7 separate regions of the Homo sapiens genome follow, and regions 1, 2, 3, 5, 6 and 7 are each linked to region 4. A link is a loop called in an ENCODE intact Hi-C map of the cell type or tissue named here. Cell type or tissue: endothelial cell of umbilical vein. All regions are shown on one strand. Region 1 overlaps PLXNA2 (plexin A2). Region 2 has its middle 5.7 kb from the start of MIR29B2CHG. Region 3 has its middle 39 kb from the start of LINC02767. Region 4 overlaps CD34 (CD34 molecule). Region 5 overlaps PLXNA2 (plexin A2). Region 6 overlaps LINC02767 (long intergenic non-protein coding RNA 2767). Region 7 has its middle 23 kb from the start of LINC02767.

Region 1 (4,000 bases), 340 kb after region 4:
TGTAGCCAGGGGCAGTCTGGGCCAGGGGCAGGAAGTCAGAGAGCAGAGCCTGGAGGTCAGAGAGCAGGACCTGGAGGTCAGAGAGCAGGGCCTGTTCCATCACTATCATGGTACTGTCCTGACTTATGGAGAGGGACAGTGGGAAGTGACTGCGGCACCAGGAGAAGGCAGCGAGCTGTCCGGCAGAGAAAGCTTTTCTCAGCTGGAAGATCATCCAGCAACCTTCTCAGGCAAGTCCAGACAGAACTCTGGGCACATAAGGTGGCAGGGATGGAAACACCCGAAGGATGGAGAGTTTGCTCCAAGGCAGCTTAGGAGAGGCCTTTCTCCCTCAACTCCCCATTCTGGCTGGATTGGGTTATAATTAGAACAGACACCACTTAGAGAATCCCCTAGAGTTTCTTTAGGAACGACCCTTCCTCTTGTTCAGTTCTGCATCCTCGGCCTGGCAGCCACCGTGGTGCCACAGTAGGTCCCACCTAACTCCCTCCTCCAACCCGACTCCCCCAGGGTGTTCGGGGTGACTCATGAGGCCCTGGGCTTCCTTGGAAAGAGGAAGGCAACACCGGCATGAGACTCAGGCTGACCTCAGCTACTCCGACACAGCCCTTCCGGCCCCAGGCGCACACCGGCAAAGCCTCCCAACAGACAGGGCTTTCAGTTTGGAAACCAGAGGTTATTTTTAGCTATGTCCTGAGGCCGGTAGCAGGACGTGAATTCCTGAAGAGGAGCTGTGGAAAGGAAATAACAGAATCCTTAAATTCTCCAGCTGGATGGGGAATTGCAAGAGGCCATTCTCTGCCCCTGTCGCTGGGAAGAAAATCTCCTTGGGTTCCAGGTGGAGAGTGGTTCCTCCTTGAGGAGCCGCGAGGGGAGGAAGGGGGTTCTGGTAGCAGAGATAACATGGAAGGACTTAGTATGCGGTTAAGATCAGCCACCTCACCTCCCTGCTTGGTATCCTCCCAAGACACAGTTTGAATAGTGAGTGGCTTTTGTTGTTGTTAGACAGAATCTGGGAACAAATTTGGGATTTGAGGCAAGTCAAGTCTCATGTCCCTTTCTGGTAGAATGGGAATAACTACAGTATGTACCTTTCAAGTTGTCATGACAGTAAATGAGACAATATAGAGACCAACCTCTTAGCATGGTTGCAGGCACACAGTGAGCACTTAACTTATGTTAGTTTTTGTTATTATTATTATTATTGAGACAGAGTCTTGCTCTGTCGCCCAGGCTGGAGTGCAGTGGTATGATCTCAGCTCATTGAGACCTCCGCCTCCCTGGTTCAAGCGATTCTGCTGCCTCAGCCTCCACAGTAGATGGGACTACAGGCACGTGCCACCACACCCGCCTAATTTTTTTTTTTTTTTTGTATTTTTAGTAAAGACAGGGTTTCACCATGTTGGTCACACTGCTCTCAATCTCCTGACCTCGTGATCCACCTGCCTTGGCCTCCCAAAGTGCTGGGATTACAGGCGTGAGCCACTGCACCTGGCCTGTTATTGTCTTTGAAGACTCCACAGGAGATGGCACTTCTGAAATCCTGCCACAGCTCTTGACTTCTCTTTTTGCTTATATTCTTCCTTTCCCACCCACAATGAGATGAACACTGTGGGTGTGCCTTTGATCCCTAGGCCTCCCCGACCCAGTGACAGAGCTCAGTCTGGGAAGCATGTGGCAAGGGGAAAGAAATAGATCCAAGGTGATCTTCTTTGTCATACTACTGCACAAGTCCCAATATAGCCTCTCCGCAGACTGCAGGAAGGCTGGTGGAAACACAGGATCCTGAGAGTTAGACTGAGAATGAGAAACGTCCTGATGTCTAGAAGGCATGAGGTCACAGGGCAGGAAGAAAGGTGGGAGACTCAGGAACCCTGGGTTCACATTCTGCCTGTGTGACTCATGAATTATAGTGTCACTCACTTTAGACCAGTCTGGCATTTCCATGAGCCTATTTCTTGATCTTAAAACAAAAGGTATTTGAATTAGTCAACCTATAAGATTTCCTTTTTCAGATAAAATGCTACCTCGAAGCTTAGTTCCTTCAGTTCCTGGAGTCTGTGATTCCAATAGCAGCTGAGGTTTTTTGCTCCAACCTGGAGAGGCTGATTAGGTCAGGAGCTTTTTTCTTTTTCTGTTTTTTTTTTTTTTTTTTTTTTTTTTCAGGCCAGTAGTTCTAAACAGACCACTCCAGCTGGGCTGTTTTCCTCTCACCCTCATGCAGCATTTGCTTTGGGACAGGCCACTCCTGATAACCAGCCAAGTGAATTCATCTCACAGGACTCAGGGACTGCCCGCCTGGGAGCAGCTGTCATTGGACACTGGAGTCAAGAGGAGGCACAGTCTCCTGCAGTGAGGGGAGGTTTGCACCCCACCTTGGGAGTGTGGCCTTCATGAAGACAGCTGACTTCAAGGGCACGTTGAGAGCCTTCATCTTTCTATGCCAAATTGATGTGACTAAGTGGCTGTTCCAAGCAGAGCCCAGTGGGCAAAGATCAGGACTCCTATCCACATTCTGAGTAAGGGAGGATGGAGCCCACCTTTGTGCCTCTGGTGAGAGGCAGTGCGATATAACAATTAAATGCATGAGCTCTGAACTTAGGTGCCTGGACGCAAATGGAGCCTATAGCTGTGTACACTTGGTCAAGGTACTTAGCCATTCTATGATGTTATCTAACTATCTATATAAAATAGGTTTAGTACTAGTAGCTACGTCATAGGATTATTACAATGAAATCAGTTAATACATATAAAAGCACTTAGAACAGTTCATGGCCATCTTAAGTGTTTAAGATACATTAGCCTTTGTTATTAGCAATTTATTTGTCATTATTTCCAGCTCCTCACCTCCATCCATCCCATCATCTGTCTTAGAATGAATTTCCCATCCTCAGTTTGGTAGACACTGGTAAACAAACATGCATTTGACTTTGCATACCCAGTGTGACTTCCTCCTATCCCCAATTTTCTGCTAGTGTCAACCTCAGGAGTTTTCTCTTAATAATGATGCTTTCTTCTTTCTGTCACATCCCTCTCTGTTTAGTGCATGAAGTCACTTGTCACATGCATTCTCAAGAGCCAAAACTTGCCTAGTCTCTGTTCTACCAGTTTCCCTCTCTCCTACTCCAAGTCTCAAACCAGGTATGCTGCTCCAGGACTCTCGCCTGAACAAGAGAGTCTCCCAGCACATGTAACTCGGAGCGTTCCTGATGCCAAGGAGAGGCCACGCTTGCCTCTTTGGGAAGCAAGTGCCACTAAATATTTTATGTGGAGGGCCCGATGACACCATCTCCCCGATCAGGATTCAGGAGGCAGGTGTTAGTGACAGCTAGTGAAGGCATCTGATACCTTCCTGATCAGCTGCTGCGGGCGTCAGTGGCAAAGCAGGGAAGAAATGACAATCAGGCGTTTCCAGTTCAGCTCAGTAGAGGATTGTCTCCTCCCTGCTACCCTCTCCTATTGCCCTTTTCAGGAGATCTGGGTGCACATGCCTCTACGTTTCCACTTGGCTTTCCCTTATAGCAAAAGGAGCTGGTGGAAAGAGAATTTAGATTTGAAATACGATTTTGCCAAATTGAGTCAAAGTTCCTGTTAGTAGCTCTCATACCCGTGGGCCCATCTGTAGCTCCACTTGCCACTAACTCCATTCCTAACAACCCTGTCATCAACATCATCGTCACCTCCAGCACCATCCTGGAGCTGACAGTTTTCATAACAATAACAGCAAAGGGTGCCTACTATTACTACTGCACCTACTAGGGAGCTCACACACTCTGAGGAGCCAGACGGTGGTAGGGAAAAGATGAGCATGAAAATGAGGGCTGTGAAATCAGGGAAGTTAGCAGCTGTTCCTGGAAGTCACTTAGCCTCCTTCCTTTCCCATGATGGAGAGGAGTCCGTCTTCTCCTTCAGCTCTTCCTTCTAATGAGTAGTGCCTTTAAAGCAGGAGAATGCTGAGGGAGATTATAAGATTATTCCAACCCACTGTTTTTTTTTTTTT
Region 2 (4,000 bases), 56 kb before region 4:
AGTGCGGTGGAAAACAGCCAGTTATATGAGGAGGCTGGAGGAGGCAGGATTAAAACAGTCATTTTAGGTACCTCTGCCCAATTCTAGGTCTTCCTTCTATTAACCTGATTCTACAAGGCACCAAGAACAAAAAAACCCGAATGGGATGACCAGGAAGCAGAAATGAATTCAGTTCCAAAAACATGGGAGGATGTTTACTTAGCAAGCACGCTCGAGCCTACAAGGAAGCAGTTTTACAGGGTGCTGCATGCAGTGTTTGATTTCAGGGGGTAAAGATAACTTCAGAGTGGGGAAAAGGTGCTGGCTCCTTCTACTCACCCTCAGAGGCTTGGGGAGGCCAGGCCAGCACAAACTTGAAAAGGCAAGGCTTCAGCTCAAGCCCAACAGGTTGCCGGCTCTCTTTGGCTCCTCGGCAGCTACCGGACTCAGGAACTAAACAAACTCTCCAGACTTCATGAGCATTCCGTGGCCTCCGACTGATCTGGGTCAAAACTTCGAAATGCCAAAGACAAAGAATTTTTTTCTTTAAAGGGGAATGAGCTGAACTTTGACCCGCCCTTGTTCAGGGTGTGGAATGCAAGCACTGTGTACCGGCCACAAACTCCAGTTCGGCAGGCAACAGCCAGAAAAGCAGTCTTCATGCCGGCTTCATGCCGGCCTCCCTGTCCTGTTTCCTCTTTAGGGCCAACTCGACGGGGTCTAGGTCTTTACCTCGCTCTCCAGACAGGGAAGCTGTGCAGAGGACACATTCCAATCTCTGTTATCTAGAGCTAGAGTGGATGTTCTAGATAAATCTGGCAGCGATCTGGTCTCAGGTGGAACTGACAGGCCCAGTCCACAGCAAGATGGCATTTCTGTTCACTCCCTGGGAGCTGGTGGACAACAGGCGCTTGGTTACCACCTGAGGTAAATCATTTATTAAGTACCTACTAAGTGCTAAGCCAAGATACAGCACAGGAAAAGCATCAGAAACAGTCCATCATGGAGAACACACACATTCCAGCTGAGGCTAAGTATTCCCAAATTTGCATTGCTGATATTTAAAACATCTGCTTACTTTAAAAGCTGAGATCCACTTTTGCAATGAAATAATATCAAACATACTGCTTGGTTCCCAGGCTAGCTCACAAAAGCCCATTTTATCCACTCCAGGAAGTCATCAACTCCAGTGTCTTCAGGGGCCATGCAGGTAATGAAGGAGTACAGTGGCCTGGGGAGGGGATGTGCCCAGTGGAAGGACCGTGCCACTCCTGATGGGCCACCCTCCTGGCTCTGCCTGCTGGGGACCATCTGGGAACAGAGACCCAAAGAGTCCAGATCATCCAGGTTTTCAGGGCAAGGCGGAAAACTAGCTTTATGTTAAACTCCTGATTTTTTTTTTAACACTGTCCAGATATTTTAATGGTCAGAACATACCTATAGAGCTTCCAGTTTGTTCTCCTGGTTGTAATGTGTCTAAAATACAATACGTTTGTAATAAAAAAAAAAAAAAAAAAGAGCAAGCATTGCCAGAGTGAGGAATTAAATAAAATAAAGAACATACCCAAAGAGGAAAACTTTACCTCACACATCTGCCATTTGAGGAAAATAATAAGCATAGAGGAAAATGAGGAAAATTTAAAACTTCCCTGAGGGCTGCAGGTGGAGAGGTGTATCGAAATGACTTCCAAGTATACGTGATTTAACTGAAGTAGTAATAATATGTGTGCATCCTGACCTGCCAGCTAGGCAGAAAAGTCATGCTGATATACTGGCTCTGTCTCCCAGTTGAGAGCGCTTCTCTGGACATCCACAAAACGTCCATCCAGGGCTTTGGTGATAAGATTGGAAGGGCTTATCATAATCCAGCTGCCCATTCAAGACACAGTACCCTCCACAAACACCACCGTGACCAAGTCATGGTCTAGCCCCAACTTGATTCAATAACTCCCACCACACCTTTGGAGGGTTCAGACAAGTGGAACACAACTGAGATGAAATCTCTCTGCAGGGAAATATTAGCCTTCAGGTCTCCACTCTGCCTCTGGAGCCCCAGAGAACAAGCCTACTCCCCCAAAGACTTGGAGACACTTTAGGATGGTTTTTACAACCAGAAGTTTTTAGGCTAAACAAGAAGGTACAAAAAGGGAAATTAAAAAGGAAGGGCGGGGGGAAGAAGCCAGAGAGAAATATTCTCGAAATAACTGATCAAAAGTTAACAAGCCAAAGGAAAAGAGGAAGAGACACAGGCATTCATGAGACAGGAGCCTCTTGTGGCCAAACCAATAGCAAGTGAAGAAGCACATGGGAAAGGAAGGGCCCACAGTCCATACACAAAAGAAAATGCCAAGAGCCACCAGATCAGACAGTTCCCAAGGCCAGCCACCAGGCTGTGCCAGTGATCCAGGACATACTGGTTAGAACCTTGCACTGGGAGAAGAAAACTGCATACAACTCACAATTGTTCAGTATGGAACTTTTTTCTGTCCAGGGGGAAGGGTTTCTTTTACTGATGGATTTGTTGGAGTTATTTATATATTCTGGATATGAATCCACTTGCCAGGTATAGGTACTGAGTATATCTTCTCCTCTCTGCTTGGCTTCACTCTCTTTTATTGATGTCATTTGATAATCAGAAGCTCCTCATTTTAATGACATCCAACTTATCAGTCTTCTCCCTTAGAGTTAGTGCTTTCTGTGTCTTCTTTAAGAAATGTATGGCTACCCCAAAGTTATAAAGATATTCTATGCTATCTTGTAGATGAAGTTTTGTTTTAATTTTCACATTTAGATTGATGATCGCTTTGGAATTTATTTTTGTATATGATCAAGATTCATTTCTTTCCTGTGGATATCCAGTTGAACCAGCACTGTTTATTAAAATAACCATCCATTCCCCACTGCCCAGCAGTGCCTTCTTCATCATAAATCAGGTGTCCAGATACATATAGGTCTGTTTCTGAGCTCCCTGTTCCATTTCTTTGGTAGAAATAAGACAAACAAATAGGTCTGCTATTACGGTGTAGATCACTAATTGTAAATCTGGTCATTTTAACATGTTTACAAGTAAGGTTTAGGAAAATACACTGAGGGGCCAATTGTGAGAAGCCAGCTTGATGTGGACATGCATAGTCTGAGAAGAGAACTCCAGCCTGGGCTTCTGAGAATGAATAGGATGAGCAAGAACTGGTAAAGAAATAGCATCACTAGCTAAGGAAGGGGACAGCAAGAAGAAAAGCACAGAAAAATAAAAATCAGCCTTATTTTTTTGTGGAGAGCAACATAGTGATTAAGAGTACAGACTCACACAGTTTAGGAGACAGCTTGCATCCAAATCCCCTAATACTATTTAGCTGTGTCACCTTGGGCAAGTTACCTTGGCCTTTCTGGCCTCAGTTTCCTAATCAGCAAAATGGGGGTAATCTTCCTCATTGAGCTATAAGATTAAATGGGTTAACTAATGCATATCTTTTAGTACAGAGCTTACCACTGCAAGCATTCATTCAAAAAATGCTGTGTGCTATCATCATCATTAGTGACACCATGGAGAACAGCTGGACTGTCAGAGCAATCTTGCCATTCAACCAACATTTATAGAGTACTTAACTACCAAACAAAAATATTACATTTAGTGGTTAAAAACTCTAACTCTAAAATGAGATAGATTTGAATCTGAATTCTAGTGCAGCCTCTTGACTAATTATATAAACTTGAACAACTTACTTAACCTTTCTAAGTTTCTAGTTTCAGCTTCATCTATACTTCATTGGGATTTTCTTGGAGAGGATGTGAGATACAGAAGTAATGCAGCACAAGGCCCAACACAGAATAAGTGCTCAATTAATCCCAGCTATCACTATGATGATGAGAATGACAACAATGGTGACATAAAGATTTTGCATTTGGTATAAGAAAAAGCCTACCAACACCTCAAAAGACTTAGAATACCTAGCATTCTCAGATCTTCCATCCAAGTACTAACCAGACACAACCATACCTAGCTTCATATTGACGAGATAAG
Region 3 (4,000 bases), 110 kb after region 4:
ATCAGCTCCCCCTGCCGCATCTCTTCCCCAGATTTGAAGCATCAGTCAACAGCTGGGATTCACTTTGGACCTGCTGGTGTGTGAATAGTGGCAATAGACTGTGACAGGAAGCTGATAGACCAGCGTTGGAACCTTTAAGGTTTTTCCTCTCCTATTTTGTTTTTCCATATCTCAGCTTTAAACACAGTCGCTGAAATTAGGAAGCTGTTTGTTTTTGCAGAGCTAGGCTTGGATCAGCAGCAAGATGACCCATGAGCTGGTTAGGAACCCCTTTTGCTGGAATCACTAGTTGCTTTAGGTGCACGGCAGGTGCTCCCCGCATATATGTACGTATGTATGTTTGTGTGTGTGTGTGTGTGTGTGTGTGTGTGTGTGTGTGAAGGGAACCATGTATTGTCTCAGTATCTTCAGCCTATCTTTGATTTATTTGATTTCATTGATCTGACCTGGCTCCAATTTACGTCTTCCAAGAAACCTTCCTTGATTAACTTAACATCAACCTAATTTTAATAGAGCTAATTTAACTGCAGTTCTATCCTGTCCTGTAAGTAGTACCGAATTGTTTCGAACGTGAATATTCAGACTCCCCATCTAGGGTGTAAGCTCTTTGAGGGCATCCCTTGTCTTTCTAATTCTGTGTTATTCACAGGCAGACTGAAGAATGAATATGTATGGTGCTTTTTTAAAAAAAAATCTTTTTTGACTCCTAGTGACTTTTAACTCCATTCATCCTCTGGAAGGGTTGAAGGTCTGGATCATACTGGCAGGAATCTAGGGTTATCCTGTCCATCCTTTGCCTATGTATGTGTTGTGAGAATGTCAGGTGCATGGAGAAAAGTGCTTCTTAGTCTAACCACATGGCCAGGCCTCTGTACTGCACTTCTCTATTTCCCCAAAGGCAACAGCAGAAAGCAGAAATAGCCTTCCTCAAAAGAGGTTCAAAGAATTCTTCTTATCTGAGTCAATGCCCCATCCCCAGTCTCTGCAGAGAAAGGGTCCCTGAGCCTGGAATAATGACACTGTGGACAGGCATCTTCCATCTATCAAGAAAGAGGAAAGAAGCACTGTTTCAATCCAGGTCTGTCTTTCTTTCTTTCTTTTTTTTTTTTTTTGGCCTTCTTATTTGCATTCAGTGAGGAGGTGACACATTGTAGAACATAACCTCCCTTTTTCATTCCATGAATCTAATCGTTATTTCTGTGTTTGTGAAAGATAAAGGATTAGCAAGAACGCTTTGCATTAAGTCGACATTTGTAAATGCTTTATAATTATTTATGAAATTATCCTGCATTTTATAGCATGGGAGATAATAACTTAAATTGATGTATTAAACATGCATGATCATTATTTTAACAATATTAAATTCACCTCTGTAGAATAATCATTTGATAAATATGAAGAAAGCATTCAGAAGTGGCACCTTAATTTAAGATATTACAGGATTCGTGACACCCAAATCCACGACCCTTTTTCTTGAAGACAGATGGAGTTTCTTATCTGGCTGCAGTGTTCCTCTTTCTTGAAGTGAAAATGAATTCTTAAATTAAGAATTATATTATCGAGGTAATTTTGGCAATGTGATGAGGCAATGGGAGAGGAGATAAGAAGCAGAATTTCCTGGGACCAGAACAAATTGGACAAACCTTATCTTCGCTTGTCTCCATCCTCCCATGCCCAGGGTACTGGAAGAGTCATCCAGTCTCTGGGTATCTTGCAGGGCTTTGGGGCAGAGGTAAGAGCTGACTGATGCTGGAGATGGTTACGTTATTTTCCCCTAATGCCAGGGCTTTGGGGCTGTTTTGAGCAGGGGAGACCTCAAACCAGAAGACCCATTTTGCACAGCAGGAGATCTCTCCAATGAGGGGGAGAATCCAGAGGAAATTTAAAATTCAGCAAAAAGGAGTGAGGAGAAAGAGGAGAGAGGAAAACTGTGAATCCCAATCCCTCATTTGTGCGAAGCTAGTTGGAGCCAAGCCAGTCTCCCCAGCAGTGCAGCTCCACCGTCTTCTACTGATGGTGTCCTCTGCTGGTCACTGTCAGCTTCAACACCATGCGTTCTAAGAGTATCATCAGTGGGTGTTAACTCCACCAGGAATGAGGCGCTTTCTAAGTTTTCGGCTCTGTGCTAAGTGTTTTATGAGGATGATCCTGTTTAATTCTCACACCAATCACTGGAAAACTGAGTTCCAGAGAGTTTAAGAGCAGGTCCGACCTTCTTAACTAATGGGCTATCTGGAGTCACCAGGCTAAAGAGCTGACCTGTGTGGCCATGTTATCCACCCACTCCAGGCCCAGGAATGAATGAAAATCTATTCTGCATGTAAAGGCCACACTCCAGAGTTTTAACGATCCTATTTGAAGTGCATCTTAGTCTCTAACTTAAATCCAGGAATATCTCAAGTGCACGTCCTTTGGGGTAGTATGGGTCTTAGAAATGGATATAATTTATTCTGAGGATTTAATACTCGCCTCTCTGGCTTCAAGTACTGGAAGCCATGCTGATTCTTCTTATTTTTCTCACGCCTTTTACCCAAGCCCCATCAGGAAAGCCTGTCAGCTCTACCAGAATCCAGCTTTCGTCACTCCCTACACTGTGACCATCTTGGCCTATGGGACCATCCTTGCCTATTTGTGCCCTTGCTATAGCCTCCTGGCTGCTCTTCCAGCCTCTGTGCTCTCCCTCTCTCCCCACGTCATCTATTCTGAACACAGCAGCCACAGTGACTCTGTTAGGACATAAATTGAATCATGTCCCTGCCTCCATCTCATTCCAGGTAAAAAACATCGAAGGACCCTACAAGGGTCTACAGAGCCCCTACATAACTTGACCTCTCTGACTACTTTGGTGCTTTTCTCCCCTTTGCTTGTTCTTTGCTCACTGTGTTCCAGCCCCACAGACCTCCCTGTGGGGCTCTTTGAATATGCAAGTCAAGCTCTGCCTCTGAACCTCGGCACTGGCAGAGCACTCTGCCTGGAATGCCCTTCCCCCAGGTATCTCAGGACTTCTTCCTTCTCCTCCCTCAAACTTCTGCTCAAATGCCACCTTCTTAGTGAGGCCTACCCTGACCACCCTATTTAAAATTGCATCCTCTGCCCTTCATTACCAACCTTCCTTGCCCTTTCATGTTTCTTCACAGCACTTGTCATTTTCTAGTACATCATACAATGCGCTTATGTATCATGTGTATTGCTTGCTCCATCCACTAGAATGTAAGGTCTCTGAGGGCAAACTTGTTTTTTTGCTTCTTCTTCTTCTCCTTTTTTTTTTGTTTTTTGTTTTTTGAGACAGGATCTCACTCTATCACCTGGGCTGCAGTGCAGTGGTATGATCATAGCTCACTGTGGCCTGGACCTCCTGGGCTCAAGTGATCTTCCCACTTCAAGCAGCTGGAACTACAGGTGCAAGCCACCGTGCCTGGCTAATTTTCTAAATTTTTTTTGTAGACTGGGGTCTCACTATGTTGTCCAGGCTGATCTCAAACTCTCAACCTCAAGTGATCCTCCCACCTCTGCCTCCGAAAGCACTGGGATTACAAGGCATGAGCTACCACACCTAGCTCAGGCAACGTTTTGGCCTGCTTTGTAACCTGCTACTTCCTAGCACCTGAAAAGTGCCTGGAACATTGTAGGTATTTAACAAATCCTTGTTAAATGCATGAATGATGGGCTGCTCCCTTGTCCCCAGCTGGTGGCAGTAGGGTGACAAACTGTCCTGGTTTTCCTTGTATTAGCCTGGTTTTAGCACTGAAAGTTCAGCCTCCTGGGACACAACTAGGACAGTTGGTCACCTGAGTGACAGGCAGGAAGAACACTAAGAAGGGACAGCTGTGCTCAGGAACCAGTGAGGCCTTTCTCCCAGCCTAGAGTCTGGAAGAGGCACCTGTCCTCCCCTACATCATCAGAGGATGAGGTGGGGGTAGGAGAATGGCTCCATCTCAGAAAAGGCCTTTTGAGTTATTGAAATTGCAGCTTACTATGAAGAAGAAAGTGAGTTTCTATT
Region 4 (4,000 bases):
TCCATGGTCTTCCACGGCTTCCATGCCCCTCCCACTCAGAGCTTCCTATACCATAGCACTTACACTCAATGCATATTGTTCTGTCATCTGTCCCTCCCACATCCACCCAATGTAAAGACTTGACAGAAGGGACTATGTCTTATCCCAGGTGCCTGGCATAGTACCTGGCTTATAATAAGCACTCAAATATTTTTTGAATAAATGAATAAATTAATGAATAAATGGAAACTCTTCTGTGGCTCCTCTTCTATTGGATAAAATTAAACTCTGTGGTTTAGCTTTAAACACCCTACACAAACTGTGACACCCGGATCTTTCTGGTACTCGGCTTCCCTTAACACATTCTACTTCTCTGTCATACCAGAAAACACATTGTCCTTTGACAGTACCTTATCTTTCCCCATCACTACATATTGTATGTACTCTTCTATCAGTCTCAAATGTCCTTACTCATTACTATCATCAAAATCGTATTCATTTTTACAGGACCCACTCAGAAACCACCTGTTCATGACCCAGTCTCAGATCTTCTCAGCTGGAAAGGGTCCTGCCCACATCTAGATACAAAGCACTTCATTTAGTCTTTCCTCGTGTTATTTCTCACTTTCTGTTGTGCATTTTTTTTCTTGCTTCTTTGTTTAAATGTGTGTTGTATTATCCCCAAGATTTAAACATTTGGGGTTCAAATAAACTCACATCCTATTCATCTTTGCCTCTGCCACTGTGCACGTAACACAGTCCCTTGTTATTCTCTGAGTTTCAGTTTCTTTTTCTGAGATAATAGAACCTACTTCACAGGGTTTCTGTGAATGTTAAGTAAAATATGCTATTTAAATATTGGCACCATATCTCAATTTTCATACAGTAAGCACTCAAAAACTGTTAGCTACTATCATTGTAAATATGATTATTATTTGAAGAAATAAATAGACTGAGCAAGTCCTGTTACCTCTACTTTGAAACCACTTTTTGAATTCTGCTTGATCTCATCACTGCCAATATGATCACCTGCTCCCAGCCATGATCGTTCTTCTTGCTACGGTCTCCTTCTACTTTCTTATCCCTCAACCTCTATTCTCTACTCAGCAGCCAGCATGATCCTTTTAAAACATAAAGCAGATGATATGACTTCTCTGCTCAAAACCCTCCAGTGGCTTCCCAATCTACAACTAAAAAGGCCCCATGTAGTCTGACCTCCTGCCTCTCCCCACCCCCACTCACTGACACAACCTCATGGCCATCTTGCCCCCTGCCATCTGAGGCTTTCTGCACTTGGCAGCTTTTCATCATAGGGCTTTGCACTTGTCCTTTCCCCTGTGTGGGATAATCTCTCCCAGCTTGGCATACAACCTGCTTCTCCACTTCATTCAAGTGAAGCTGTGCTCTCCACTGTTATTTTTCTAAAAGTAACCACCATATGTAAAATACCAACCATTATTCTCAATATATTTTATGTTTTTCATAGCTCTCAATCCTGAAAACACATGTATATACTTACTGAGATGACATTGTTTACTGTCCTCTTCTGCTAGAATTATAAGCTTCATGAGTGTTTGCTGTATCCCCAGTCTCAAGAACAGTGTCTGGCACATAACAGATGTTCTGGCACATTTCGCGCAGTGTCTGGCACATCATAAGACTTGATGAATGATTGAATGGTGGCTGGAAGCCTCTTCGATGGGGGCTTTAGGAAGAGAAGCAGCATCCTGTTGCACAAAATCGATGACCTATTACTGGTTTTGTGTGAAGAGGAAGTGTGGGATTAATCTACCTAGAAGGGATGAGATGGAAGTGATCTATTTATCTGGACTTAGATGGTATTCCCATTTATCCATTCAGATGAAAATCTGGCTGAAGATAATTCCAGATATGCTCTCCATAGTCAACAGTGTAATACCCTACAGCTAATTTTCCTGGGCTCACTGTGGGCGCCGAAGAAGCCGAACCTCATGGCCTCCTGTGATCTTTGTCCTGGGGCTCCTCCAGGACCTGCTTGGCTGGCCAGGCCTAGGATAGCTTATGTTGATGAAATGCTCCAGAAGTGAAGTCCCAAACCTATCTTCACACTGCCACACTGGCTTCATGACATCCAACTGGAGTAACACGGAGGACTCGGCAGAAGAGTAGGATGATATGATGGAAGGGAAAACTACAGATTCAGGACTTTGGAATTCTGGGTGATTGGGCAAGCCACCTCCCTTCTCTGAGCCTTAGTTTGTCTTTAACTATACCATAAGGGAGTTTAATTAAATGTATCTTTAAAGTTCTCTTCAACAGTGACGTTCTATAGTTATATGAGCTTTGTGTACAAGAGAAATTGGACTAGAGGGTGGGGCAGCCAGGGAGAGAAGCCCAACATGGAGGCGATTGAGCTGAGGCTGAGCAGTAGGACCTCAATAAGGCCAGCAGGTGGCGCCATTGCTGTACCAGGACGCTCAGGCCCACGGTGGGAAAGTTGGATTTTTCCAGAAAGCAGGCAAATTCTTCAGGGCAAGCTGTCCAGCTGTCAGAGGGAACCAGCTGCCCCACCCCACCCCGCAATACACACACAGCCCTTCCTCCCAAAGCATACATACACATTCCAGCAAACTCAGGGTGAGATGCATTGCAGGTTGCTAGGCCTGAAGCTGGAGGTGCATCCAAGTTGCCTTTTCCTCTCCTCCCATATTTCCTAGGAATCTGAACCCTGAACCCACCCCTCCTACTTGATGTCCTAGCTGGGACAGACCCTCACTGGATTACTCTCAAGGCAAGATGTGCAACTAGATGCAAGTGGGCTGGACTTCCCTACTGATTACCATCGTCTTTTGCTCATCATCCTTTGCTCCAACCCTCAAGGCAGCCATCGCCTTTGAGGGAAGACTCTGAACCTCATCATTTCGCCTCCCCTCTGTCCTAGGGAAGAACCTATGATTAGAGGAGTTGGAGAAAAGCAAGAAGGAGATGGGGGTGGAGGAGTGCTGAAGGGAAAGGTCTGGCTTTATGGAGATAAGAATGGAAGAATCAACCTTTGTTTGGCCCCAACTGCCTCTGCCACTGTCGACACACTTGGGAGTGTTTCCTGGAGCTCCTCAGCACTCCCTCCCCAACTTCCTATGGCCTGGTAGGGGTGGGGTGGGGGTTGTTTTGGAAGCTGGGGGGAGGTACATGCTTACAGATTTTTTTTTTAATTAGGCTGCTGTCTTAATCTTGAGGGTGGAAACCAGCCCCCTCCCTGAGTTGGCTGCCAGGTCTCTAGAACAACAGTCCCCACATAGTCCTTCACTGTGTCTACTCTGACCTGGGGGGCTGGGGAGGGGGGTGGCCTGATAATAAAGGGTGCACAGGACATTGCCCCTTCCCTTTGTTTTGCATATTTTGCAGCAGTGATCAGCATGCTCCTCTTCTCAGAAGGGTGTTCATGAAGGGTACAGCTCCTAAGAACCCAACATACCACCCTCCATTTGGAAGCTCCCTGGTACATTCGGGTCTGCCTTTCTACCACTGGAAATGGATGTTTCCTCTCCCCATGGAGGAGAATAGTTGGCAGACTTGGCTAAAGGTCCTTAGCATCCTGGCTGGTGCCTGTGTCTGCTGAGGTGCTCCCTCTTCCCTGGCTGGTCCTCCCCACCACATCACTGCACAGTCTAGCTAGGTCTAATGGAGGGTGTCACTCTTGCATGCAGACACACCCAGCTAAGACAGAGTCACATAACAGATGTGTTTCAGTATCACTTTAATTGCAGTATTTAAACACATCACTTTGTATTCAGAAAAAATATCTACCCAATACTCTCTTCTCTGGAAATTTCTATTTCCAACCGTCATTGAAACCAGGATCCCTGCTCAACCCCTCTGGAAAGAAATCAACAGCAAACAAGGACCTGGGTCACCCACAGAAGAGGCAGCTGGTGATAAGGGTTAGGAGCTGATCTGGGCTATGACCATATGGGGGTGCAGAGCAAGGAAGGGGCTCAGGGTGAGGGAGGCAGAGACAGAAAAGCATCTGTTGGGGGACTGA
Region 5 (4,000 bases), 210 kb after region 4:
ATATGCACACGTGCATTTGGGCAACTATGTAATGTCTCTATAGTTGTTCAAATCCAACTGGCCATGCTGGGGTATGAAAAGCTTTCGACACAAGAAAGGGAGACTGAGCAAGCAGGCTTCACTGTCCTGAGACATGCTATGAATATATAAGAAAGTAGACTTCAGTGAATAACCATTGAATGGAATACCCATTAGAAAGATAAGCAATTTGATATTTCACTGTGTTAATAACAAAGGTGGGTCAGGCTTTAGGGATGGAGTTTCGACTGTATAATAAAACAGGACTTTTAGCAATGCCTGGTTCTTTTCACTAGCTGATTTTTTCTCACTTTCTACAAGGCCACCCACCCAGTTATACATCAGAGTCAAAGAATCATTGAATTTTAGAGTTGGAAGAGAAGTTGGCATGAAAGAATGGTTGCGAGTGAAAGTTCTATTGAACTAGACTATGTCTGCAGCCAAGCAAAGGGCTAGACTCAAAGAATAAATGCCATTCACTACACTCTTCTAGACCAGGGAGTCTGTTTGGTTGAATATGTTTCCTCTAAGCTTTCAGTCTCAACCCCCAGTTACCTTCAAGCTTTTGAATGCATAGAGTCTTAGGAGTCTAGTAGACATAGCCTCTGCCTCTGGGGTCATTTGCTGCTACTTTTTTGAGCTTTATAATAACAGGGCTTTCTAGCATGCAGAATTTCTGGCAAGACGGCCAAGATGGGCCAGGGCAAGAAAATGGCCAAGCCATTGGACTGACCATCTAAAGAGGGAGGGGCCACTCAGACTCACTGGGAACACTGCCATGTTAGGGTAAGCCCTTCTTACCTCTGAAATATTGATCCGGCCCTCCTGGAAGGAGCAGGTGGTGGGGTCATGAGTGCAGAGGTTGCGGTACTTGCACCAATGGCAGCGGAAGGCGCTGTTGACACAGGACAGGCACCTGCAAGGACAGAGATGGTGAGAGGCAAAGAGAAGAGAACAAAGAGGGAAGGTGGCATGTGTCATGATAGAAGTCTGTTAACCTGTGTTTAAATCCTAGTCTCATTCTCAGGAGGGAAGACTGGTGGGCCATCCTCTAGCACCAAGAATTGTGGATTCTCCATCCATGATATTCATGGGAACAGAAAATTGGAAAGAAAATGAGACCAGATAAGAGTATAACTGACAAAGCAGGGGTGTGCTTCTATAAGCTCATGAGAACTGATTATTCACATTTTCAGGAATTTTGCAAGCTGATAGACATCATGGTGGTAGTTTGAAATCGGCCATGGTGGAAATAGTTGCGCCACAGAATTTGGCAATGCTGCAAACTAGGTTTTCTTCTGAATGCTGGTAGCTAAACAGTTCCCAATATTTCACTGCTTGTAAAGACAGGGTAGCCGGCAGAGTACAGGGACAGGAATTGGGCATATCTGATTATAGACTTGCTTCTGCCACTGCCACTGGGGTCACACTGAGTAAGTCACTTCACCCTCTGAATTGGAGTATCTTCATCCGCCTGTAATAAAACATTCCTGTCTATGCCACAGGGCTGTTTGGTGTCAAATGAGATAATGCATAGAAAATGGTTTCGAAAAATGCCATGCTAAATGTGAGTATTATTGTCAAGCGCTTAAATTACCTGTTATTTCAACCTCTTAAATAACATTTGAGTGTTAACAATTGGTTCATATCATCTGTATTATTGGGCTTGGGGGAGCTAATAGTATTAAGTAGTAACTTTGTCCCACTCCCCCAGGCATGGAACAGTAGGATATGTGTGTGGTATGTGCTTTTCTTGCCAGGGTGAGCACTTCTTTCCTTCCAATTTCACCTGGAGACTGTGTATATTCTTTTGGCTCTCTGTGTGTGATCAGGTCATTGTAATGGAAATGGGTTTTGTAGGGGGGATTAGTCTTGCTCCTCCTCGCAGCCCCCTTACTCTATCTAGTCTTTCACAACTAGGCCAACCTGGAATGGACAGGACCAGGTCTGCAGTCTGGCGCCACCTGGTGGGGCTCTGATTACATTTGGGTGGTTGGGGCTTGATCCAGGGGTCACCGGCTCACAGGCCATAGTATGTTGGGTTGGTTAGCCCATTTACACTTCATCTTCCCATTCAGAGCATTTTTATCCCATTCTCCATTGCCCAGACTTTTTTAGTTTCTGAGCTTCATGCTATCTCATGTACTCTCAGATAGACTGGTTCTTGGTAACATCTTATGATTCAGCAAGTAAATAATGAAAATGGACCAAGGGCCTAAGGAGGATGGTTATTGGGGCTCTAGCTAGATGTGGCTCTTCCGCTGGCTACTTTTGTGACCTTCATTGTAGCACTAATCTTTCTGTGGGCCTCAGTTTACTTTTATTACAGCAAATTATTAAAAGGAGGGGACTATACTTGATTCCATGAATTTTAACTGAATTCCAGTAGAGAAGGGCAAGAGAGGCAGTGTTTGGCATTAAAATGGAATCTTTGCTGTCAAGGAGACCTGCTTTTTTTTTTTCTGTTAAAACTTGCTGCCTGTGACAGCATCTGTGTTGCCATAGCAATACATCTTTGAAAGTGGTGACATCATACTCTGTTGCCATGGAGATAAGATTGCTCTCACAAACAATGGATTCCATCACCACCATGTTGGAGTTTGAGAAGGAGGTAAGAAGTTCTGTTGCCCAGATGCTTGCCATTCCCAAAGCAGGGTTTGCTGGGATTCAAATGCAGTGGTTAGAGGGCAGCTTTGTCTATTTCAACTTCAGTCCCTTTCTGCCCTCCCTGGTTCCCACCAGGCCATTTCTATCACTTGTTCTGTCTTTCTCAGCACATCTATTTATTTGTCCCAATGGGGCTCCTTCCTTGACTAATGTAGAGACCAAAGAACTCCAGAAGATTATTCTAATTATGAAAATCAAGTTCAGAAAAATGGAGAATAAGGAGGACTAGCTTATTTGCCTCTTCTAATGACTAAAGATTCCTTTAGGGTTTAGCTGCAAACAGACCCTCTTCCCATCTTGATTGCTGAGTCCTTCATGCCCATAGCTTGGACCCTACAGACTGGATACCCCTGAAGACCTGACTATGATGTGGATCCCAAGTGGTTCCTGCCTTGGACAATGGGAAGGATGAGTCCGTAAACATTCCGAATCACTGCCTCCTCTGATATGGAGCTGTTGATTGACCTCTCCCCTTGCTGAATGTCTAGGGTTTTTGGTCCTATGACCCTTATGTGGCTCTATTACAGAGGCCTGTGTTTCCTTCTTTCTAAACCAAATGGTGTATGAGTTCCCAGCTTCTGTGGAAAGGGTCTCAGTTTCTCTACCAGGGAGGATCAGCAGAAACTAAGTAGGGGTTTCACTCCCTCCATTTCTGCTTTTTCCCTGTGAAATGTTCCCAGCTTCTCACACAGTTGTGGGGTCTCATAGCGTGTGGGCACCAACTGGCAGGCATTCAGCTGCTGGAATGGCTGGTGAGGTCCGTAGAACTAAAGTCAAGCCCCACTGAAGGCTGTGGTTTGGCCTGTCTGGTTTCCCTTCCTCTTGAAAATATTGAAGGATGGATTTAAAAAATGATGGAGTGAAGGCCTCTGCTCCACCTCCCCATCCAGGTCTTTTTATCATGTGCTGAGAGAGGCTACTTTCCCCCTTCCCTGCTCCTCCTCTGTGGGTGACTGTGTGCATAGCCGAGTCGCTATCTCGGAGTCCCTCTTCATCTGGTTGTGGGTGACATGTCCATACTCCACTCACTGTCAGCCTCTACCTTCAAAGTCACCACCAAGTGATGGAAAATGAAGAACTTTTTTTACGGTTCCTGTTCTCTGACTCTCTTTTTACTATCTTGGCCTGAGAGTTGGGGGTTAGGTGTGTTGGGGTGGCATCCAAGGATTCAGAGACTATAGAGAGTAAATACCATTTGGTTTAATATGGTAGTATTTATGTACAGTGTACTCTGTCCAAACAAAGTGTCAGGCCCCATGGGGAAACTGTGAGGTGACTACAACGTGGTTCCTGCCCTAAAGGAGCTTAGCATCGA
Region 6 (4,000 bases), 79 kb after region 4:
AGCAGGACTGTTCCTTCTGGAGGCTCTGGGGGAGACTGTTTCCTTGACTTCTCCAGGTTTTCGAGGCCACCTGCATTCCTTGGTCTGCGGCCCCTTCTCCATCTTCAAAGCTATCAGTGACCAGCCGAGTCTTTCTCACATTGAATCACTGCCACCTCTGCTTCTGTGGACACATCTCCTTCTTTCCCTAACACTGTTTTCTCCCCATCTCAAGAATCTTAATATAATTATATCTTTAAAGTTCCTTTTGCCTTGTAAGGTAGCCGTTTCACAGGTTCCAGGGATTAACACCTGGACATCTTTGAGTCGGAGGGAGCATTTATCAAAAAACAAAAACCCTAGGGCCTCAAACAAAACATTTTTAAAAGAGAAATATAAAAGCTTCAACTCTTCTTCAAATAAGTAACATAGCAACTTTTTCTATAAATGTAACAAATTCTGAAAAAAAAAACCAAAAAAAACAAAGAAACAAACTTTCAGTTCCTAACTACACCCATAAAAAATCAGACTCCCTGGTGTCAGGGAAGAAGAAACAATGGGTGACAATAAATAGACTCCACATAAAAGGGAAGGGAAAGGCTCCCTAGGTTGAGAAGTTATGATATGTGCTTCACTGGGAATGTAGGTACAGCCTTTGGAAATGATTAGTTGTTAACAATTGTCCACAGCTCTTCAGCTGCTCTACTTTATAATCCTTTAGTGTAGTGACATCTAAAACATTTTTTAAATAAATCAATCAACTGTATTTTTTAGAAAAATTTTAGTTCACAGCAATATTGAGCAGAAAGTAGAGTTGCTTGTCCCTTCACCCTCCTCCCACTTAAAACATTTTTAAAGCATTAATAGAATTCTTGGCTCCTTATTTTCCCCCCAAAAGAAATTCCTACCTAAAAAATAAAAATCGTGCTGCTCTGGTTCAAGTGGACTCATGGAGTCCCTCAACCTCTGTAAATCCTACTGCATGGTTTAACACCTGTTTTGCAGTTACTTCTCTTGAGTGGAATAATGAGAATAACTCAAGTTAGAAAGTACCCTCCGGACCACAGAAGTAGGGAGACTGTCATGTTGGAAATTATTCTCCAGGCTTCAGAAGCAAGAATTGTCATAATATTCTCCCAGGAATTAGAAAAGAGCAGGCTCTTGTTCTGACGTAGAAGCATAGAGTCTTCTAGGCCATAAATCTGCTTATTTTAGTTACAATAGTGAAAGGGCCAGTGGGCAACACGGTAAAAAGTACATGGGCCCAGAAATTGGGGACTTGGATGGGGCAGCTGGGATGTAGGGGACATATTAATTAAGACCTAGTGTGGGCCTTTCGTATTCTGGGTCAGATAAGTGAACAAGCAGGTGAGGTTCTGTGTGGGCTACCCTGGAATACAGTGTTGCATAGGGTTGTGTGAGAGGTGCGGGGAACGCCTAGAAAACTTTGCAGGGAGAATGTTTTCTAAGCCAACACCTAGAAGACAAGCAAGAGTTTGCTGGGCAGAGAGTGAAGCTGGGCGCGGCTGGGATCATGGAGCCGGATGTGCACAGCCGGGACATGGGGAAGAGCTGCAGTGGAGAGTGGGGTATGGTGGAGAGCAGTCAGGGCCAGACGATGCTGGCGGGCCTGGAGGCCTTGGGAGCGCTGACTTTCTCCAAGAGCTGGGGGTGCCAGGACAGGGTCCCAAGCAGCGGCCCTACGTGGCCTGGTTTGCTCTTCACTGGCAAGCTCCATGGCCCTGGGCAATGTGCTGCTTCTGTTTTTCTTCTCATCGGTGCCTGGCTGAGCTCTGGAATCGTTTCCTGCTCTGAGCCTGAAACTTCAAGCAGTAAGAAGACGGTCCACAGCCCGGTTACTGGGGCTCTGCAAATGCGACGTTCCCAGTGGCCCTCTCCCAGGCTCCGGGCCTCCGGGTAGAGGAACTTCTGTCTGTAAAGGATGAAGGCGACCTTGCTCAGGCTGCAGCGGGATGGAGAAACGTGACCCAGCGGAGGGGCTTTCGGCTGCGAGGTGCGAGAGGCGACCCGAGGGGTGAAAGCAAGGCGAGTGCGGTCAGCGCACCGGGCTGGGCGGCCTCCCAGCCGGCCGGGGAATTCGTTCCCAGCTCCAGCCGCATCTCACCGCCTCTATCGCGCCTTTGGGGCCTCAGAGGGAGGCTGCATGGCCCGGAGGCCTGAAATCCGCCATTTGTTCCCTCCCGGGGCGGCAGAGCCACAGCTCACTGAAGGCTGCAGCCTCGGCAGCCGGAAGCGCTGGCCGGGCGCTTGGCCAGCGACCGCCTCGGGTCGGCCTCGGGTCTGCGCAGGCGCAGGCTCGGGAAGCCGGGCGCGGTGGTGTTTCTGCGGCCCGCGGCTGCCCTCTCGTGGCCGCAAGGCGCCATGGCACGGCCGCTTCCACGCAGCGGAGGTGCGCTGGCCGGAAGGCGGCGGGTCCGGCCAGCCAGGGAGACCAGCCAAGCGCTGTGTTTTTCCAGGTCCGCGCGGGCCAGGGGAACCCTGCGTGTTTGCTTGGTGGGAGTGGTTTACTGGGAAAGTAGACGGAAGGTACCCTGCAAATCGGCGTGCACTGTATTGTTTGGGAGTCAACAGCCTGGAAAGTAAATATCAGGTGAGGGCAGTGCTGGGAACCACCGCCTGCCCCCTCCCCTGGCCTTGGCCCTGACTTTGAGCGGGGCACCGCGGGCCAAACAGCTCGGCGGCCCAGGGGAGAGGGAGGAGGAGGAGGAGGCAGGCAGCGGGGGAGGTGTCAAGACTCAGAAATAGGAGCCAGCTAGGCCCAACATACGCCTGCCACCCCAGGGGCTGCAAACAGGGAATACCATCCCTTCTGCCCACCCCACGAAGACATCGTACACCCCGACGAGTCACCATTCCAGAAAGGCTGGCTTTCTGCAAGCGTGCGGGGGCGGTGAGAGTGGAGGGTGGCGGGGTTGCTCGGGGCCCACCCAAGCATAACTGTCTGAAGGGCACACCTCACAACGGAAGGTTTAGGCGAGAGGGGTGAACCCACACTCTGGCACGAGAATCATATGTTCTGTTCCACCCAGGGAGCCGCACTACATAGAGTTCTCTTTAAATTCATCTTCACTGGCTGGGTGTGGCTGAGTCTTCTCCTATCTCCTGATTCTCAGTTAACTTTTTGCGTCCCACCCTGTTCTTGTCTCAAGCAGTCGCTTTGGAATGTGTTTCCTCTCGTCCGGGGTTTGAAGATTAGTCATGAAAAACATCACTCTGCCCTTGCTGAAGTGCATGTTGGCTACTCGATCATTCCACCTGTGTGCCCCAAGACGGTCTGCTAAGGAGGGCTCCCCTCTTTTCCATGCCCTCTCAGCTCCAGACTCCATCCCATCCATCAACATTATCCTGTGCCCCCGAGGGAGGAGGGCGGGGGAGGGTTTCTGTGCCTGGATTATTGGTGAGAGGAGAGCAAGTGCAGAAATGAAGCTATGACTCTTGCAGAAGTCATGCATTCCGTTCAAGGATATTCCTTTCCGTAGCCTCCACACATTCCCTCTGGCTGCAGGCCCCTGGGATTTTTCTGTGTGACCCCGTCACATTGCATCTGTATAGATTGTCAAAGCACCTCATGACTGTGGAGGAAGAAGTCGGGGACAGAACATGGATCTGGAAGGCTCACAGCATGGATTTGGTAGGGTGACACAATGTCCCATGTTCTTCAAGAAATGTCTAGACTAGGTGATTGATTCTATCGTAGATCTGGCACAATGCTCCTGCCACACAGGGGGCAAATTGAGATCCAGAGAGAAGTGACTGGCCCAGGTCACTCAGCCAGCTGGTAACTTAGCTGGAATTCGTTCCCAGGTCTCCTGACATCCAGTTCATTCATTTTTTGCACGTTTCCTGAGGACTTACTGTATGCTAGGCACTGTTGTAGGTGCTAGGCATATACAAAGTGCCCGTATAGAGCTTGTGTCTTGTAGTGTGTGTGTGGGGAGATTGTGGATAAACAAATAAACAGATTTATCCAGAATGCCACATGGTTAAAAGTTTTTATGAT
Region 7 (4,000 bases), 97 kb after region 4:
ATTCCTGGAAATATGTTCATGGCGTTCTTGCATGTAAGTGACAATTTGGCTGGATATGAAATTCTAGGTTCAATATTCTTTTTCCTTTAATACTTCAAACGTATTTTTCTCCATGTTTTCCTATGCCCAATGTACTCTTCAGAAATCTAATAAATTGTGATTCCTTACTTTTTTAGGTGACTGTTTTATCTTTCTGGAAACTTTTAGAATTTTCTTCTGATTTTTTTCTTTTTCAAGACAGAGTCTTGCTCTGTTGCCCAGGCTGCAGTGCAATGGCTTGATCTTGGCTCCCTGCAACCTCTGCCTCCAAGGTTCAAGTGATTCTCATGACTCCACCTCCCAAGCAGCTGGGATTACAGGCATGTGCCACCACACTCAGCTAATTTTTGTACTTTTAATGGAGACGGGGTTTCGCTATGTTGGCCAGGCTGGTCTCGAACTCCTGTCCTCAAGTGATCTGCCTGCCTCGGCCTCCCAAAGTTTTGGGATTACAGGCGTGAGCCACTGCTCCTGGCCTTCTTCTGTATGTTTAATATTCTTAGTTTCACTGAAGTATTCTAGGTGTGGGTTTTTCTTTATTCTTGTTGGCACTGTGCAAGTCCTTTCCATCTGAAGTCTTTTGTCTTTTATTCTTATTTCTTCAAATGTTTCCTCCCCTTCATGTTTTTCCTCACCTCCTGGGAATCTCATTGTTTGGATATTAGCACCTCAGTTTACTTATAACCATATTGTAAGTAAATGTAAGTCACAACATTCTTAGCCTTTATTTCATATTTTCTATCTTTTCATCTGCTGCTGCTGCCCTGCGGGAGAACATCTCGACATGATCTTTCAGCTTAGAAATTCTGCTTTCAGGGATGTCCATCCAGTAATTTATCCCTTCTGTTTGTTTCAAATCATTCATATACAATATTTCTATTTGTTTCCTTTTTATAATTTATTCTACCTGTTCCATATTTTAGTATCTTCTCTTCTGTTGGGAATATTTATTATGCTTGTTTAAAATCTTGGTGTATCTGTCTCAATTATCCTGGTTCACAGGATGCGTATTGTTCAGTTTGTTGCCTTTCTTTTAAAGTGGTTTTATTCCTTGAGGTCAAATTAATTTGGCCCGTAAACTTATGTTCCCTTGGGGCTGTCAGTTATTCTGCGCAGTACTGTGTAGTGAAGGAGCATCTGAAATCTTAGTCTATTACTTCCTGCTGAATTTAAATAAGAGGGGAGGGAATGAGCTCCAAGCCAGAGAGCCCCTGGTTCCACAGAAACCCTCTTGATATGTTCCAGCAACCTGCTATCCCCCTTCCCAATTTAGGATCCCTTTTAGATGCTACTTTCTTACTGTGCAACCCCTCTGTCCAGTATTTTCCTTTCAAAGAAGCAGACTTGGGAGGTGGCCATCCCTTTAGTAGATCCAGCAGGCTTCAGGGTTAAAGGGGCAGCAGAGGATGTAGGATGGATGAACGAATGCCCAAGGGCAGACAGAAGTCCATTTCTGGTCCCATTAGCTCTTATCCTAATAGGGTTTTTGGTTTTCTCTGATTATATTCTTGGAATCTCTGAGGACTTGGTTATGATGCTGCTTGTTCTAGGTAGACAATGGTCACCTTGTGTGTGTGTGTGTGTGTGTGTGCATGTGTGTGTAGAGGGGGTACAAGACCACAACTTTGGAGCAACTAATATCCCACTGGGGCTTCTCCCTTTTCTATTCCCATTCATCCACCCACCCGTCTCCTTCACACACACTGGATCTCTGTCTTCAGAAGCCTTTGGTCTTCCTGGAATTTCTCACTGTTTTATCTTTGGATCATCAGATCCATGGTATATTTTCTCTGCTGTGGTTTCCCCAAGATTAATTTTGGAGGTGGGAGCCAGTAGCCTATGCTCATTGGCCATCTTGTCAGAAAACAATGACTCATTCTTTTGGGGGGTAAATGCTCAGTCTTCGAAATGTCTTCTCCCTCTCCCTGGTCCTCTTCATTGTGATAGTGAGTTTACAAGACCTTGTGCAGCTGTGGAGAGAAGGATATCTTGAATTTACATCATTTCAAATTGCCCAGCTTTCTCCTGCAGAATGGCTGATCTGGGCTTGTGCTCAGCCTCATGACCCCTGGAGGTTTGGCTGTTTGGGGGATTATGCTGGCACCACTGTCAGAGTTTATGGTCTGGTCTGTGACTCTAGATGGGAAGCAGCTAGAGCCCTTTCATCAGACATCAAGCTTCAGCTGGTCCATGGCCCACCAGGCACCAGGGCATGGGGTGGTCCTATACCGCCCCTGCAGGCCATCAATAGATGTAGCAGGGAAACAAGAGCACAGCCTCATGCTTGCCCAATGGTTGCTTGTATGCTCTGTGCCATGTCGGATGTGCCTGTGTGCTGGACTTCTGTTAGGCTGAAGCTTCCAGCCTCCCCTAACCTACACCTGACAGTGTAGTGCCATCCTTCTAATATTCTTGATTGCCCCACATTTATATAGATGCTTCCACAGTGTTTCCCTTAACTAAAACCTGTAGAGTTCTGTACAAACTTCTGTTACGACCTCTCTCCCTTTGCATCGTAAGTATTTATGTTTCTGTCTCCCCAGCTAGAGAGTGAGCTCCCTTAGGGGGGAAACTGTGTAATATTTTTCCTTGCACTTCTCAGCATCTGGCCTAGGGCTTGGCATAAAATAAGCACCAGGTAAATGTGTGTTGAACCAAACTGAATAATACAAACTAAAAACAGATAAGTGCTTTAAAAGAAGTGTTTGGGGGAGAAAGGCTTTATTTATGGTTTGGGGATATGGAATGGTTTCTTAAGAAGGTAATAGTGGAGGGTTTAGACTGATGGAAAGAGAACATTCAGGGTGAGGGGAACACTGTGAGCAAAGGCACAAAGATGGGAAAGCGCAGGATGTTCATTTGTTCCCTTTCAGGGCAGGAATTATTCCTTGGGCATCTTTGCAAACTCTCTGAATAGTTCCTTGAACGTAAGTGGTGCTAAGAATAAACTGCGCCGAGTGGAATAAAATCCCCATCTTCTCCTGCATCCCTCAGAAGTGGGGGTGCCCAGTGGTCATAGAAGACATTAAATCAGAAAGAAACAGGTCTTTCTTTGGTACAGACACATCCAAGATTATAATATTACACACCCTATATAGTCAAGGTTGCTGCAGGAAAGAAATGACATACTCAGACAAGTCCATTGAGGATAATTTAAGGGAGTGCTATTTACAAAGGTGTGGCTATTAAAGGAAACCAACAAGTGGGGTAAGGCACCTTGGCGAGAGCAAAGTTCCATCCCTGGGCATGCTGGGACCAGGGAAGGAGGAGTTACTCTGCATGAGACCGGGGCTGTCCAACCCTTAGATGCATTGCCAAACTGTGTGTGCATGTGTGTGTGCACGTGTGTGTGCATGTGTGTGTGCACGCATGTGTACACATGCATGCATGCAGCAGGGTGATCAGCCCTCTCATCTTCTTCCTCTGGAGTCTCCTGGAAGACCCAGTTGGAAGCCTCCAGGAGCACAGAGCAGGGTGGGGAAGGGAGGAGAGGAGATTGGCAGATGCAGAATATCTAGTACACACCCAAAGTCTCATTTAAATCTCACAACAGCCCAACGAGGATGACTTTAGTATTAACAACCATGTATTATTGGTGAGGAAGATAAGCCCTAAAAGGTTGATTTGCCCAGGATGAAAATGCTGCCACTAGGAAGACATTGATTTTCACTCCATATAGGACCAATTGTTCGGTGTGTATGTGCATGTGTGTCTATGTGGGCAGGGGCAGGTGGTAAGGACAGTGGGACACACAGCAGTCTGAAGCTCTCATGGGCCACCCCAAAATGGAATCCCTGGAGGGGGCTGGAGTAGTCTGGGCCTGGCATTGTGGTTCAGAAACTTAACCCTGGGACTTGGACACAGGAGAAACATTAGGGCTCCAGCCCCAAAAAAGGAGATAGTGGTGAGGAACAGTGAGCTACAGCAGGGACTCTCAAACTTTTGGTCTCAAGATCCCTTT

Evidence for each region. Peaks named below come from ENCODE experiments on the same cell type or tissue, not always from the same donor. Only the 100,000 strongest peaks of a DNase experiment are listed, where the experiment ranks them.
Region 1: a loop joins it to region 4, with 4 times the contacts of the local background. A loop is called at or near these places in 3 of 110 quality-filtered maps.
Region 2: it touches region 4 in a loop (5-fold over the local background); 14 of 110 quality-filtered maps call a loop at or near these places.
Region 3: a loop joins it to region 4, with 8 times the contacts of the local background. A loop is called at or near these places in 27 of 110 quality-filtered maps.
Region 5: a loop joins it to region 4, with 14 times the contacts of the local background. A loop is called at or near these places in 10 of 110 quality-filtered maps.
Region 6: a loop joins it to region 4, with 12 times the contacts of the local background. A loop is called at or near these places in 106 of 110 quality-filtered maps.
Region 7: a loop joins it to region 4, with 5 times the contacts of the local background. A loop is called at or near these places in 27 of 110 quality-filtered maps.

The regions. Positions count from the first base shown.
Region 1 is chr1:208,219,245-208,223,244 of GRCh38, forward strand. All of the region lies in intron 1 of PLXNA2 (plexin A2), which reads right to left. The region is part of intron 3 of LOC105372884 (a long non-coding RNA gene); the gene reads left to right. Among named protein-coding and RNA genes, the nearest start is that of PLXNA2, 23 kb to the right of the region's middle. RefSeq lists an enhancer at 420-714. In endothelial cell of umbilical vein, no CTCF peak of the experiment used is centred here; DNase peaks (open chromatin) are centred at 607 and 1,887; H3K27ac peaks cover 4,000 bases.
Region 2 is chr1:207,826,393-207,830,392 of GRCh38, forward strand. No RefSeq gene overlaps it. Among named protein-coding and RNA genes, the nearest start is that of MIR29B2CHG, 5.7 kb to the left of the region's middle. In endothelial cell of umbilical vein, a CTCF peak has its summit at 2,348; DNase peaks (open chromatin) are centred at 319 and 2,359; H3K27ac peaks cover 1,842 bases.
Region 3 is chr1:207,995,953-207,999,952 of GRCh38, forward strand. No RefSeq gene overlaps it. Among named protein-coding and RNA genes, the nearest start is that of LINC02767, 39 kb to the left of the region's middle. In endothelial cell of umbilical vein, a CTCF peak has its summit at 2,017 (motif pointing left); a DNase peak (open chromatin) is centred at 2,019; H3K27me3 peaks cover 441 bases.
Region 4 is chr1:207,882,840-207,886,839 of GRCh38, forward strand. It overlaps CD34 (CD34 molecule), which reads right to left. Exons shown (of 8, transcript NM_001025109.2): 8 at 1-4,000. Among named protein-coding and RNA genes, the nearest start is that of CD34, 26 kb to the right of the region's middle. In endothelial cell of umbilical vein, a CTCF peak has its summit at 2,386 (motif pointing right); DNase peaks (open chromatin) are centred at 2,462 and 2,832; H3K27ac peaks cover 931 bases.
Region 5 is chr1:208,091,967-208,095,966 of GRCh38, forward strand. PLXNA2 (plexin A2) reads right to left here. Exons shown (of 32, transcript NM_025179.4): 9 at 820-934. Among named protein-coding and RNA genes, the nearest start is that of LINC02767, 130 kb to the left of the region's middle. In endothelial cell of umbilical vein, a CTCF peak has its summit at 1,984 (motif pointing left); DNase peaks (open chromatin) are centred at 2,035 and 2,545; H3K27ac peaks cover 1,358 bases.
Region 6 is chr1:207,961,374-207,965,373 of GRCh38, forward strand. The region is part of intron 2 of LINC02767 (long intergenic non-protein coding RNA 2767); the gene reads left to right. Among named protein-coding and RNA genes, the nearest start is that of LINC02767, 4.4 kb to the left of the region's middle. RefSeq lists enhancers at 1,892-1,991, 2,052-2,111, 2,798-3,327. In endothelial cell of umbilical vein, a CTCF peak has its summit at 2,364 (motif pointing left); DNase peaks (open chromatin) are centred at 1,698 and 2,338; H3K4me3 peaks cover 772 bases; H3K27ac peaks cover 1,775 bases.
Region 7 is chr1:207,979,902-207,983,901 of GRCh38, forward strand. No RefSeq gene overlaps it. Among named protein-coding and RNA genes, the nearest start is that of LINC02767, 23 kb to the left of the region's middle. In endothelial cell of umbilical vein, a CTCF peak has its summit at 2,263; no DNase peak of the experiment used is centred here; H3K27me3 peaks cover 1,537 bases.